Regions from separate parts of the Homo sapiens genome. Here region 2 is linked to region 1. A link is a contact called in ENCODE Hi-C data. All regions are on one chromosome and are shown on one strand. Each heading gives the region's core, a stretch centred on a gene start or an enhancer-like site at or near the end of the contact. The rest is flanking DNA. Distances are from core to core; before and after follow the strand shown.

Region 1 (7,883 bases), core at 3,728-6,227:
TGGATAAACATTAAAGAAATATTTCTTAAAAACCATATAATTCATTTATTTATTTTGTTTTCTCTCTCCTGTCTTTATGGAGATTGTAAATTTTACAAAGGCAGGATTTTTTTTTCTGTTTTGTTTACTGTTCAAGTGCCTAGAACAGTTCCTTGCAGTAAATTTTTGCAAAATTCGTGAATAAAAACCTTTGGATAATGACAACAGTGGTAATTACAGTGAATATGATGAAAAGATAAGAGAATACGTGACTGCATAAACAAGGGAAGTTACGATTTCTGTGAATAGACGGATTTCTTATAATTTTTAGTACTTCTTGACGTTCTTTTTCTTTCCTATCCAACTACTATTACTATGAGGTGAAGTTCTTGAAAGAACTAACCGAAAGTATTCATCTTTGTATCTTAAGTCCCAGCATAATGCCTGGTATATAATCAGTAAATATTTGTGAATTGAGTGAAATGGATGAATCAAGATACTGTTCCTCCTATGGCACTTTGAAGAGTGCTTTGCAAACCATAAAATGCTACCAAAACATTAGATTGTGATTTTCATTGTAGTAGTGCTTTAGAAAAAATACCTTAGTAATGTATTCAAGATGTTTGGGACAACAGGAGGACAAGAAACAAACTAGAAAGCTGACCCAAGAGTCTAGGTACAATTCATCTGACTTCAATAGGCTTTTTTTTTCTGCCTTTTCCCACAAAGCTCTAAATTGGAATCCAACCTAAGTTTCTGTATAATCCTAGAAGGGGCAAAACTTGGCAGAAGTTTGGCTTTATTGTCTCAAACTAGATTTCTATTACTATGTTAGACCAGTTTTAGATTTGGAGACTAAATTGTAGCTCATTTTCTTTCCATTCCAAAGAATCACCAAAGAGTTTATTCCATTTAATATCATCATTATGCATTGTTCAACAACTCAACAAACACATAAATAAAAGCAATTCTTGGAGCATTTTGCTATATGAAAGATTGTTACCTCTTATTGCCAAACACATGAGAATCTACATAGTGGAATTTAGCTAAGGGCACATTTGTAGAGGCGTATTCAGCAATTTTCTCACAAACTCTTTGTGTGTAGACAACTCAATTCAATCAACATTGATTTAACTTTTATGTTTATCAAATATAAAGATAAATATTATTCAGGCTCAGTATAAAGGAACTTTGAATCTATTAAGTGGACTAAGAGTGGGCAATAATAAAGCACACAATGATCATAATATCCGGCAATAGTAAGTGAGTTCCATATGAAAGGTAAAAAGAGATTCATATGTTTAAAGGGTGGAGGAATCATGTAGCATCTGATCTAAAGTGTGAAAATGATTGTGAAATGTAGAAAAAATTTAAGAAGGAAATACATTTGGAATGGCCCCCAAAGAAGAGGTACACAATACACTACATTTGTGATTGGGGAAGAAAAAGTTTCAAGGGAAAAAATATAATGGCAAGAGAAACCATAGGCCATTTTGAGGATCAGCAAGTTATCCAATTTGGCTAGATGGTGGACTATGCAAAATGAAGGAGAGAAAATGAGTCTAAAGGGTAATATGGAATAAAATTGCTCAAGGTTTCCAATATTAGGGACTGGGACTCTGTAGCTAATTTCGTGGTTTCCTTAAAAGAATAACACTGAGATTTTGAATAGGGTTGTGCTACTGAGAGGTGAACTCTAGAGTATCCTTGCAGAGTAGATTAGAAGAAATTACAGGAGGAGTTCTAAAGCTCAGAGACCAGCTAAGCCACTGATGCAATCTTCAAGGTATGGTTTCATAATGGCTGGAAGTGGAACTGTAGCCATAGACATGATGGCAAGGTGGAAAAATGAGGAATGCATAGAAGAGATACTTCAAAGATAAAAGCTAAATAAAAGATAAAATTGCCTCATGTATTTAGCATCTAAAAGGATAGGAGGAGTCAGGGAGTGAGGATGTGATCTCTGTGATATGATGTTTCTATTATCTGTCTGAACATTAGAATACTAAGACAGGTGGACTAGGAAGCAATCAATACAAAGGTGATCAATAACCCCATGGAAGTAGATGAAATCTCAAATGAAAGAAAAGGGGTGAGGATAAAATCCTAGATGGGTGTAGGAAGAGAATCATAGAGGAAGGCAGAAGAGGAATTTCCTAAGTGTTCAGAGAAACACATGTATTATATTTTGTCCAGGAAGCCAATAGTGGATTTAGAAGAGGTCATTCAGTTTGGCAATTAGGAGGTTAATGGTGGTCATTGAGAGAATAGTTGGTGTAGGCTGGTTGTATTTATCACATAGATTTCAAAGAGTGAAGTGAATGAGGAGTAGATGGCAAAACATCAAATGCAGTCAATTTAGACTATCTTTCTAATAATTTTAGTAGGAAAGAGAAGACACAAAGAGTGTGGAAGCCTGAGGTCCAAAATACCTTCTGTTTCCTCCATATTTGAGAGTTTTGATCTATGATCCCCCAATTGAAATAGTTCAATCTGCCATTTCACTTTATCTACTCACATATTGACTGACAAAGCACACTCTGAAGAGTTTTTGAAATAGATGGGGTCATTAGCCTTGGCTCTAATAAGAAATTATAGTACTTTTGCTATAATGATAAGTTGGCATGTGAATACTTAGCATGTGAAAAAGCCTTCAGATAGCAGCTTCCATTGTTCATTATTTTATATTTGTGGTTATTTTCTTGGCAGAAAATACCATTTGGCTATGAATCTATTATCATTAAAAGAGGAATAATGGTTTTTAACAGAATACATATTCTCCTTCTGGTAAAATGATAATTGCTCCATCTTAACTCTCCATGTCCTGGCCCTCATTTTCTCCTGCACCCTTCTGTTTTTTTACAATTATATGCTTTCTACTGGTCAGTCAATAGCAACTATCTACCTTATGAAAATAGGAGATTTTGTGTGAGAAGGTCTTCTGTGTTACCAGCCAAAACTTCAGAAGGCCTGCAGTTGCTGAAGCAACTCAGCCAGTGCCAGTAAACTTCATAGCAGACTTTGTTTTTCAGCAGCACACATCTAAATATTGTTTAGAGAACACCTATATTCTTTGCATGCACAGAGTCAGACCTGAGCACAACTGCACACAAGTATTCAATTCCTAGCTCTGAAACAATCACCTACTCATCAGTCCCAATTAGCCTACTTCTACTTCCCAAAGCCACTGGACACTTTGTTGTATGTATCAGACCAGAAATATTTCTCTCTGGGTTGCAACTTTTCCTATAAGGGCCAGACGGTAAATATTTTAGGCTTTTCAGGCTGGAGAGCCTCTGTTGCCAGCTTCTTAACTCTACCATTGTAGCACAAAAGCAACCATAAACAATGGCCAATTGTGTGACTTTATTCCTATAAAACGTTATTTACAAAAACGGGCATCAGGCTAGTTTACCAATCCCTGCTCTAGAAAAAGGACTCATGAGTGAGATATGTCATTTAACCTTCCAAAAGAACCCAAGATGGAGAACCCAAATACATTGTTGAAAAGATTCTAGATTCTTAGTTGGTGCTGGGTCAATTCTAGTGTTTGGATCACAGACATTCGCATTCCATCTCAAGGATTTCCCCTTACCATCCTTAACTCTCTCCACCTGTGTTTTTCCAGTGCCACAGCATACAATCTTACTTCTCTGTCCTCTTCATAGCCCACATTACAAATAAAGTCCTCTTTAAGCTCATCCTACTGGCACCTAACTTTGCATCTCTCTGTATTATGACTTCCAGTATTTGCCTTTAGCTCCAAACACCTTGAACTCAGGACAAATGAATTTTATTTTAGGACCTCAAAGACCAATTAAAGAAAGAAATATGCAAATTAAATGACATATATTCTTGTCCAATCACCAAATATTTCTTTTCCTGTTTATCTTCTCAGGTAATCAAGGGTGAAGCTGCTATCCCAGCCCCAAACTAGCTTCAACACTGGTCTGCAGCACACCACTCTACTTTCTCTTTAGGCCCAAATTTCAATCTTTAAAATCTCAATGTAGTATAAGAGAGAGAAAAAAGACTGGAAATCAGATCATCTGTATTCCAGTTCTGACTTACTCTGGCCTTGGGAAAGTTACTACCATGTATATTAAACTATGTGACCTTTGAGTGGTGGGTTCCCAGCTGTGTTTCAAGTAATCTTTAGACTTGCTGAGATCATCATTTCCCACCATGTGATAAAAATCTAAGCTGTCTAAGGAATATTTGTTTTAGTTGTTTTCTACTGCTTTGAAAAAAGTTTGAAAAACACTTGTTTTACAAATGAGGGACCAGTGTTCCAATGAGGTATAGTGATTTATTGAAGCTCACATAGCTGGTAGCTGCTTAGTGCAGAAACAAGACTAGAATATGTATCCACATTCTCAGTCCCTATAGTTTTTTTTCTTTTCTATTGCACTATTTTGTTCTGCTTCACCTTAGGATGAAATCCATTTTACTTCAATCTAAAGTTAAATTGCAACCATTTCAGAGAAGCGTAATCATCATTACATATAAAGAGCCCATTTGATCATTGCTATTTTAATTCTTTCCAAATTAAATTTTCTGTTTGGTTTTGCTGGCATATAGAAACACTTTTTACTATAATAAACTTGTGTTGATAAATCATACTAAATTCATTTATTAATTCTAATGTTTGTAGATTCTTTTGAATTTTCTACATACACAATCACATTGTCTCCAAAAACATTTCTTAAATAGTTACCAATAACTATTCTATAATCAAAAACTAAGAATCTATACATTCCTAAGGGGGGCAGCAATTTTAAGCAATTAATCTAAAGGATTCTTTAAAATGGAAAGAGAGATTTCTATGCAGTAGCAATAGCTACTACAATAGCCCTTGAATTGAAAACTCACTGAAAATTCAGGACTCTGTGTAACATCCAACACCCAGAGTTTCAGGGTTACTACTGATTGGTGTAATCATTTGCAAAGTTCAAGTTCCAGAGAACATTTATTTTGACAACCCTCTAGGTGTTGCTAGGCTTCTGGGATATGACAGCATTGCCTTGTGTTAGCTAGCAATAAGAAAAGAAGCTTTGTTTGGATTAACATATATACCCTCTTCATTCTGCATACCTATTTTTTCCCCAATAATTTGCAGCTTAGGTCCGAGGACACCACAAACTCTGCTTAAAGGTGAGTAATATGATGATTTCATTTTCAATCTTAATATTTCAAAATTGTTAATCATGTTTCCAACAAAATTACAATTTCATGCATAAAAATATGTAACTCAGACTATAACCATTTCTTTGTCTTTCTTTTTTATAATTGCTTTGTTTAAATCTGAAAAGAACCAGAGGTCATGTTTTTTAAACAAATGTCATTCCAGAGGACATTTGAGATCAAGTTTCTCTATGAGTTAAATTAGTTAAAAGTAAAGCAAACATACTCTTTAGCCAAGGTCAGTCATGCACCTGGACTACCCAGCTTACCTTGGCGATAGTAAAGGTAGAAAGATAGAAAGGCTCATTTCTTGAGCCTCTGGGCATGCACAGAAAAAAATAATAAGAAATAAGAAATTCAGTAAGTTTACATGGAGATGTAAAGGAAGAACCTATAGCTGGGGATAAACTAGAGCATCCTCAGAAATCTGTTGGGTAAGATATGCTGAACTGCCTTGCAGACAAATGGTTCATGTGAGTAAAATACATTAGAAAGTGACAGGTTAGAATAAGATGGGCTTCATTTTAATTGAAATTCTCTAAATGCTCATAAAGCTATCATCAATGGTTCAATGGGATCACTGATTTTTGGAAAACTCAAGAGGGGATGGCAACTATGAGAAAACTGAAGAATTTCTGCTTTTCTACGATGGCACTGAAGTGGAAGACTTTTTTCCTATCTTCCTCTATTGACCGAACATTCTTTTATTCTATGTTTGTATGAAAATTGTACAGTAATGGGTAAAATGCCTGTGTGTAATTTTAGATACCTCCAGAATGCCTAGAGATGTGGAAATTAATAAATAAGAAACCATATAATACAATATGCTAGGCCATCATAACAAAAAAATTCAGAGAAGTAATTATTTTTATTTGATTAAAAATTGTTGCTGGGCTTGGTGGCTCACGCTTGTAATCCCAGCACTTTGGGAGGCCGAGGCAGGTGAATCACAAGGTCAGGAGTTCAAGACGAGCCTGACCAAAATGGTGAAACCCCGAGTTCACTAAAAATACAAAAATTAGCTGGGTGTGGTGGCAGGGGCCTGTAATCCCAGCTACTCGGGAGGCTGAGGCAGAGAATTGCTTGAACCCAGGAGGCTGAGTTTATAGTGAGCTGAGATCCTGCCACTGCAGTCCAGCCTGGGTGAAAGAATGAAACTCTGTCTCAAAAAAATAAATAAATAAAAATAAAATTGTTTTAACATAAAACAATTTGTATTCCTAATAATAGAATATTAAAAAAGAAAAGCTACCAATTAGCTCTTTCATTAGTACCTCATCAAATAAGTTTTAATGTTACCATCTTAATTTATATCAGGCTCCATATTGCCTCAGAACAGTTATAGCTTAAAGAGCGATCAGAATATTTTATAAGGGTTCTGTTTTTGCAGTTTTTGATGATAATTGGAATAAAACTCACCCATACCTTTCAAGCTTTTGGAAGTTAAAAGACAGTGTCTGCTGAGAACTGAGAATTAGTAATCTCTTGCAATTTAACTTCTCCAAATTATTTACATGAAAATTTCACCAGAAGCTTTAAGAATTTGTTTTCTCTACAATTGAGGAAATATTCTGGAAGATATCTGTCTTGTCCAACATCTAATAAGAAAAAAAAACAACAACAAAGTATCTATTTAGTTTTTCTTGCTGAAAAGGTCCCTGTATGAGAAAATTCCAATTTTGGCAGTGGGGGGCAAGGGTGAAGGGTATAGGGGAGTGGCTTCTCTAGTCTATCTAGTGGTTGAAAGGAAAGCTTCACATTATTTGGGAGCCTCAGCTCCCAAATGTTTGGGACTCACATTATATGTCTGATCACGACTTAAATTCTATCTGGCTACTATTGTCCCAATACCCTGTGGTTCTGTGTTGCTGAGGAAAACCAGGAAAGGCGAGTTACTTACCGACGAACTAGAATCAGCTTGCAAGTGGAGTGGGAAAAAAAGCCCCTCATTTTTTTTTATTATACTTTAAGTTCTAGGGTACATGTGCACAACGTGAAGGTTTGTTACATATGTATACATATGCCATGTTGGTGTACTGCACCCATTAACTCGTCATTTAGCATTAGGTATATGTCCTAATGCTATGCCTCTCCCCTACCCCCACCCCACTACAGGCCCCGGTGTATGATGTTCACCACCCTGTGTCCAAGTGTTCTCATTGTTCAATTCCCACCTATAAGTGAGAACATTCAGTGTTTGGTTTTCTGTCCTTGTGATAGTTTGCTCAAAATGATGGTTTCCAACTTCATCCATGTCCCTACAAAGGATATGAACTCATCATTTTTTATGGCTACATAGTATTCCATGGTGTATATGTGCCACATTTTCTTAATCCAGTCTATCATTGATGGACATTTGGGTTGGTTCCAAGTTTTTGCTATTGTGAATAGTGCCACAATAAACATATGTATGTATGTGTCTTTATAGCAGCATGATTTATAATCCTTTGGGTAGATACCCAGTAACAGGATGGCTGGGTCAAATGGTATTTCTAGTTCTAGATCCTGGAGGAATCACCACACTGCCTTCCACAATGGTTGAACTAGTTTACAGTCCCACCAACAGTGTAAAATGTTCCTATTTCTCCACATCCTCTCCAGCACCTGTTGTTTCCTCACTTTTTAATGATCGCCATTCTAACTGGTGTGAGATGGTATCTCACTGTGGTTTTGATCTGCATTTCTCTGATGGCCAGCGATGATGAGCATTTTTTTCATAT
Region 2 (7,883 bases), core at 2,278-4,777, 120 kb before region 1:
ATAAATTTGTTTCCCAACTTAAAAAAAGGGAAATAAATCCTTAACTTCAGGACATTTCAATGTTCTTAATATGATAATGGTCTCCATATGCTATTATGTGTATTGTGAACATCAAAGAGGCTTCAACATTCCCTACACTTATGTGGCCAAGAAAACCTTTTGTTTTAGGCACATCTTTAATCTCTCATGAAGCATTGTTCCATGGAATTTAATTCAGGAAACATTTTTTGTAGAGAATATGACTACTTTATAATGTCTTAAAGACATTTTCAGACCCGATATTCTCTGAGACTTTTCTAAACATGGCAAGGAGGAAATATACAAGGAAGAGGGAGAATGTATTACAAATTAAGACACATATGTGGCACCTCTATGGCTTGACAATATTTATTGTACATTATTAAGTTCCTAGGAATTTGCTTAAAAATGTTAACATGGTCAAACAATTTAGAAAAGTGTCAGGTAATATGATTTCCCAAAGATATAATGAAGAGATGACATCATGGGAAATACTCTTCTAACTCAGACTAATTGACTTAAAATTTCTCTCCCTGATGGTACTGTTAAAAGATTCTGACTTCATAAGGTCACTGTCAGGAGGAAATTATAGAATTAACAACTTAATGAATATTATTTTCTTACAGAACAGATGACATATTTCTCTATCCTTTGCACCTGCAGTTGTCACTGATTAAAGGGGAAAAAAACAAAGAAATCACCTCTGATAATTATGCATGATTGCAAGTGTCCAAAGACACATTGACATATTAGCACCTGGGATGTTATGGTCAAATTAAATTCCACTTATATTCATTCCTTCTGCCTGTTAGCATTTTCTCTAAAGAAAGTGAAATTTCTGAATTTGGCTTTTAAAAAACAAAATCAAACTCAAATTTGGATGCTATAATCACTCTTATCTTGGAAAGGATGCACTGGGGACATGAAGCTGAACAGAGTACTGTACACAAAAAGTCCTGATGATGTAATCAATATCCTCCAGCTTCTGCTGGGCAGTTTGGACTGGAAAAGTCTCCCATTAAGTGCCCATGACAAATGTTTTCTGAGAGGTAGCTTTAGATTTTCTGAGCCTTTTATATATTATTCATAGCTTCATGGTATCCAGAGAGAAATCCTGGCTGAGGTTAAGACTCTGTGGTCACTGACAATAAGTCATTTAGTTCTGGTGGCCTTTCACCTTTGCCAGAGGAAGTAGAGGTACCCACGTGGGTATGTACGGTACACTGCCTAAGCATAAATGCAATTTCTTTTGGTTGACCACCACAAAACACACTTAAAGCAGCTGAAAACCTACCCTGGTGGCATTTTGGAAATGAAAATGTAGTTGTAATTTTTCTCCCTTATTAAGTTTGTCAGAGGCCACTCGTAATTCTTACTCTGGCTAAAGGACAAATTTTATGATCGCAGAATTTCCTGCCATCTAGATTACACTTGTAGGTTGGGTTTCCCAGAAAGCAGACTCTAAGACACCAAGATTTGTGTGCAGAAGGTTTACTCTCGAATTCTCTTGGGATCAACACCTATGGGAGAGTACAGGAAACAGAACTATGTAGAGGAAGAAATTGGACTGTGATGCAGTCAGAACAAAGGCCTCAGCCAAGACTGCAGGAGCTGTGGGGGATCTTCAGATTTCTCCTCCCACCCCTCCCCAGACATCAATCATTGCATGCAAGTTATTCCAAAGAGCATGTGTGGCATTGAGTGAGGTGGCTTTCTTTTGCCGAGGGCAATTCTCAGACAGAAACTTAGTTGGGAATTGACAGCCAACAACACTTTCAGAAGCTAGAAGAATGAGCACTCTCCATCTGGAAGGGAAGCTCTGGGAGGCTCATCACAAGCATTCACTACATACCTGAATGAATAGAGTTCAGTCACCTGCCTTGAAGTCACTCAGAACTAGAAAAAATGAAAGTAACTACATGTATTTACTGTCTATGTTCTAAGCACTTGAAGCATTAACACTAATAATGGAGTAACAATTAACCTGCATTGAGTTCTTATCTCTTGGGTATTTTACGAAATTTTATATGCTTTATTTCATTTAATTTACTATTCACTTTTATTATTCTCTTACATAAGTGACTTACCCAGGATTTGAATTCAGACACTCTGCTCCAAAGTCTTCACTCTTATCCTCTATGCCATACCACCTATCTATAATGTATTGTTTCATTTTATTGTTACAAAAACACTATGAAGTAGTACCATTATTATTGTCATTATACAACGAGGAAGATGAGAATTGGGGAAGTTAAATAACCTTCCAAAGGCCACATGTTATTATAACTCAAATATGACTCTGTCTGATTCCAAAGCTCTTGATCTTCCTGAATCGATTGGAGGGAGTCCATTAAAAGTCGATAAATACTCACTTACTTATGAGTCCTTGGGGAGTAGTTTTTATTTAGCCTCATGAATTTGTGAGAGTCCACGGAACATTTCCTTTAGAATTGGAATGTGTGCCAATAAAGAGACAAACAGCTAGTTCATGAAGCCAAAGGAGGCTTTATGGACATCTCCTTTTCCTATGTTTCCATGCAAGGCTATTCAGAGCAATTCAGCAATTTCTGTCTGTAGGATTTCAAGTAATTCTGGAACTAGTCCCATAGTCAAGTCAGGGACCATATCTGATTCATCCCTGTATCCACCCCAACAAATGCCACATGATGGGTACTCAATAAACACTTGTTGACAGTATGAGCAAATGTATGAATGCCATGGAGACCAGCAGTTTCCAGGATCTCACCATCAAGGACCTATTTCCCTATTTCTCTCCACAAAGCCCTTCTCTTCTTAATAAATGCATATTTTTAAAGTAATACTTTATTTTCCCATTGCTAAAATTAAAGACACACAGAATACGCTAGAACTTCCAATCAGCAGTAGGTAGTCAATACTAAACCTGGATTAATAAAACGATCCTGCCAACAGTGAAGTAGCATTTTTGTTAACTCATGTGACTATGGATTAAGGGTAATTGATTTGTGTTGTGGGTTTCAACATTACTGCCTCTAATAGTACTAGATCCAGAACTCTTAAGTGGATCTAACTACTGAGAGCCAAAGGATAAACCTAGATAGTCCTTGAGATATTTGCTCCAAGCAAAATCAGAAATGTAAAACTTCCTTTCATCACAGCTCTTTCTTATCAAATGGAAATTTTTCCAAAGAAGGGAAAGGAAGGACAGTGCTAGCGATAGAAACTGTCTGCTTTGAGGAAGGTAAATTGCTTTTGAGCTTTGAGTACCCAAATTCCCCGTGCATTTGCACTGAGTGAGGGGCTACTTGTGCCGAGGAAGAAACTGTGAAGTGAGAACATGTGATCCCACACAGAAGAGTTCTGCCCTTGAAAGAAAACCCATTGTCTGTTTCCTGGCAATCGAAATCTTATTAACATACAGAAGGGTCTCTTTGTTTAAAAATTGCAAAGCTTTCTTTATTCTTTCATTCCCCTGGAAAACTAGAAGACAAAATAGTCCCTGCACGCCAGGAGGCCCCCATCAAGGGCTGGCTGTGCTCACATTCTGTCTCCTGGCAGGGTTTGTGACTCATTTTGAAACCCTGACTTGGAGCAAACGATGAGCCTGAGGACAGAGTGCATTTTATGAACTCTTAAACACCATTTTTTCTTGTAGTTTATATGAACTTATTTTAATTGAAAATGGATTTTTAATGGTTTTCCTTGCCACAACAAAAATAAGGGCTGCTGTTGCCATTATCAAAGGAAACGGATGGCATATTTTGCTTTGATTTGTCTGCATTACTTTTTGTTAAACAAAACAAAAGCTAAACTAAACTAACAACCTTCTTGGCATGTAAATAAGATGAGATATGTCCCATGTACTTCTGAGGGCTTGGAATTTTCCACTTGGAAAACTGAAAACATCCAGTGTCGTTAGGATGAGGGTGAGGCTTGGTCAGTTCCTGTGCCCAATATTTTTGGTGCAACAGCAGCTCTTCTATGCAAATCCTGCATCTCCCAAAATATGACTGTACCCAAGGCTGTGGCTGAGTAGTTTTGAATGACCCTGGAGTACATTTGAGTAATAGTATCAAAGATATTGTCACCTGGGTATGTGTTGGCAGTGAGGTGGTGTGGCATGACTGTGATCCTTGTAGTAACCCCAAAGTATTATCATTGCTAATCTTACAAATGGAGAAAATTGAGACTCAGAAGGTTTGCATAATTTATGTAAGATTATAAATAAAGTACATTACTCTACTCTAGTCAGGACCAAAACTCAAATTTTTAACATCAATTCAGTTGATGTGATTGTTTTTGTTTGTTGGTTTTAAAAATAAATCTCTCAGCAAAGGCTGTGCTTGTTTCTGATCACCATTGTGTCCTCAGCACACAGAATAATATTTAGCAAATAAGGGTTGCTTTATAAATATTTGTCAAACGGATGTCTTTATCAAGCTATAAATGGGGTTTGAATTTGATTTGGGCAGAGAATCTGGGAAAGTCAAGGTGAGGGGATTTTTTTCCTTTTGCAGCAACAAGGGGAAAATTCAGATTAATGTTTTCTTTAGCTGTGCCTTTAATTACTTTCTGTTTTACACCTAAATAGTTATAATAAATTAGTTCTGAAAATACATAATGAAGGACATAGTAAGACTTAGGAGGACTTTAGCCCTATTCAGGAAATCCCAGGTCACCTAAAAGCTCAAGACTTGCTTGCTAGAGTATTGTTTTTCAGATAATTCATATGACTTAATTATTTCTCTGAGTGTAATTTTAGGGGAAAAATATTTTTTAAATGAACTGTTTTCATCAGACATAAATCAGATATGCTGCTTCCTACACAGAGATGAATTTAGCAAAAACCATAAGCCTTGTGTTTACAGATGCTATGATTTATGACACACATTTGTCTACCTGAGGTTATTTTGAACCCCTCACCATTGTTTTAACCTATAGATGCAAAGACCCTGCCTTTTACCACTGAATGCTTCAGTGTATGAAATACTAACCTTCTGGGCAAGAGTTTCTTTTCATGTTGTCATTCTCTTCTTTACATTTTCAAGTGAAATTTCTAAACTTTCAAAAATGACAAGACTGACAAGAAAACACATTTGAAAATCTGTCACAGTTGACTTTAATTAGTTGGTCTGTGGGGGCTCAGTTGCTCAAAGGAAGAAAGATCCATGATCATTATTTTAAACTTTGCAGATCAATGAAGCCTTCATTTCTTAGGCTGGGTTGGGACGGGCAGTCACAAGCCATTGACGTTTTTGTTTGTTTGTTTGTTTGTTTGTTTTTGTCTTTTATTTTATATTATTTTATTATTATTATACTTTAAGTTCTAGGGTACATGTGCACAATGTGCAGGTTAGTTACAAATGTATACATGTGCCATGCTGGTGTGCTGCACCCGTTAACTCGTCATTTAGCATTAGGTATATCTCCTAAAGCTATCCCTCCCTCTTCCTCCCACCCCACAACAGTCCCCAGAGTGTGATGTTCCCCTTCCTGTGTCCATGTGTTCACACTGTTCAGTTCCCACCTATGAGTGAGAATATGCGGTGCTTGGTTTTTTGTTCTTGCGATAGTTTACTGAGAATGATGATTTCCAATTTCATCCATGTCCCTACAAAGGACATGAACTCATCATTTTTTATGGCTGTATAGTATTCCATGGCGTATATGTGCCACATTTTCTTAATCCAGTCTATCATTGTTGGACATTTGGGTTGGTTCCAAGTCTTTGCTATTGTGAATAGTGCCGCAATAAACATATGTGTGCATGTGTCTTTATAGCAGCATGATTTATAGTCCTTTGGGTATATACTCAGTAATGGGATGGCTGGGTCAAATGGTATTTCTAGTTCTAGATCCCTGAGGAATCACCACACTGACTTTCACAAGGGGTGAACTAGTTTACAGTCCCACCAACAGTGTAAAAGTGTTCCTATTTCTCCACATCCTCTCCAGCACCTGTTGTTTCCTGACTTTTTAATGATTGCCATTCTAGCTGGTGTGAGATGGTATCTCATTGTGGTTTTGATTTGCATTTCTCTGATGGCCAGTGATGGTGAGCATTTTTTCATGTGTTTTTTGGCTGCATAAATGTCTTCTTTTGAGAAGTATCTGTTCATGTCCTTTGCCCACTTTTTGATGGGGTTGTTTGTTTTTTTCTTGTAAATTTGTTGGAGTTCATTGTAGATTCTGGTTATTAGCCCTTTGTCAGATGAGTAGGTTGTGAAAATTTTCTCCCATTTTGTAGGTTGCCTGTTCACTCTGATGGTAGTTTCTTTTGCTGTGCAGAAGCTCTTTAGTTGAATTAGATCCCATTTGTCAATTTTGGCTTTTGTTGCCATTGCTTTTCGTGTTTTAGACATGAAGTCCTTGCTCATGCCTATGTCCTGAATGGTAATGTCTAGGTTTTCTTCTAGGGTTTTTAAGGTTTTAGGTCTAACGTTTAAGTCTTTAATCCATCTTGAATTAATTTTTGTATCAGGTGTAAGGAAGGGATCCAGTTTCAGCTTTCTACATATGGCTAGCCAGTTTTCCCAGCATCATTTATTAAATAGGGAATCCTTTCCCCATTGCTTTTTTTTCTCAGGTTTGTCAAAGATCAGATAGTTGTAGATATGTGGCATTATTTCTGAGGACTCTGTTCTGTTCCATTGGTCTATATCTCTGTTTTGGTACCAGTACCATGCTGTTTTGGTTACTGTAGCCTTGTAGTATAGTTTGAAGTCAGGTAGCGTGATGCCTCCAGCTTTGTTCTTTTGGCTTAGGATTGACTTGGGGATGCGGGCTCTTTTTTGGTTCCATATGAACTTTAAAGTAGTTTTTCCCAATTCTGTGAAGAAAGTCATTGGTAGCTTGATGGGGATGGCCTTGAATCTACAAATTACCTTGGGCAGTATGGCCATTTTCACGATATTGACTCTCCTTACCCATAAGCATGGAATATTCTTCCATTTCTTTGTATCCTCTTTTATTTCCTTGAGCAGTGGTTTGTAGTTCTCCTTGAAGAGGTCCTTCACTTCCCTTGTAAGTTGGATTCCTAGGTATTTTATTCTCTTTGAAGCAATTGTGAATGGGAGTTCACTCATGATTTGGCTCTCTGTTTGTTATTGGTGTATAAGAATGCTTGTGATTTTTGTACATTGATTTTGTATCCTGAGACTTTGCTGAAGTTGCTTATCAGCTTAAGGAGATTTTGGGCTGAGACAATGGGGTTTTCTAGATATACAATCATGTCATCTGCAAACAGGGACAATTTGGCTTCCTCTTTTCCTAATCGAATACCCTTGATTTCCTTCTCCTGCCTAATTGCCCTGGCCAGAACTTCCAACACTATGTTGAATAGGAGTGGTGAGAGAGGGCATCCCTGTCTTGTGCCAGTTTTCAAAGGGAATGCTTCCAGTTTTTGCCCATTCAGTATGATATTGGCTGTGGCTTTGTCATAGATAGCTCTTATTATTTTGAGATACATCCCATCAATACCTAATTTATTGAGAGTTTTTAGCATGAAGGGTTGTTGAATTTTGTCAAAGGTCTTTTCTGCATCTATTGAGATAATCATGTGGTTTTTGTCTTTGGCTCTGTTTATATGCTGGATTACATTTATTGATTTGCATATATTGAACCAGCCTTGCATCCCAGGGATGAAGCCCACTTCATCATGGTGGATAAGCTTTTTGATGTGCTGCTGGATTCGGTTTGCCAGTATTTTATTGAGGATTTTTGCATCAATGTTCATCAAGGATATTGGTCTAAAATTGTCTTTTTTGGTTGTGTTTCGGCCCAGCTTTGGTATCAGGATGATGCTGGCCTCATAAAATGAGTTAGGGAGGATTCCTTTTTTTCTATTGATTGGAATAGTTTCAGAAGGAATGGTACCAGTTCCTCCT

What was found. Hi-C counts contacts between places; a loop is a spot of excess contacts on that map. Pooled maps may share reads with other maps.
Region 2: a loop to region 1 is called in a pooled map, with 1.9 times the contacts of the local background. The contact joins the enhancer-like site here to the promoter of C6 in region 1. A Hi-C loop is called at or near these places in 1 of 50 pooled maps.

What each region holds. Positions count from the first base shown.
Region 1 is chr5:41,210,626-41,218,508 of GRCh38, reverse strand. C6 (complement C6) reads left to right here and starts at 4,977. Exons shown (of 18, transcript NM_000065.5): 1 at 4,977-5,133.
Region 2 is chr5:41,330,520-41,338,402 of GRCh38, reverse strand. The region is part of intron 2 of PLCXD3 (phosphatidylinositol specific phospholipase C X domain containing 3); the gene reads left to right. Among named protein-coding and RNA genes, the nearest start is that of C6, 120 kb to the right of the region's middle. RefSeq lists a silencer at 3,580-3,629. Within about 2 kb of position 3,527, at least 6 of the 41 ENCODE cell types and tissues checked have a DNase peak (open chromatin) inside an H3K27ac peak, as active enhancers do.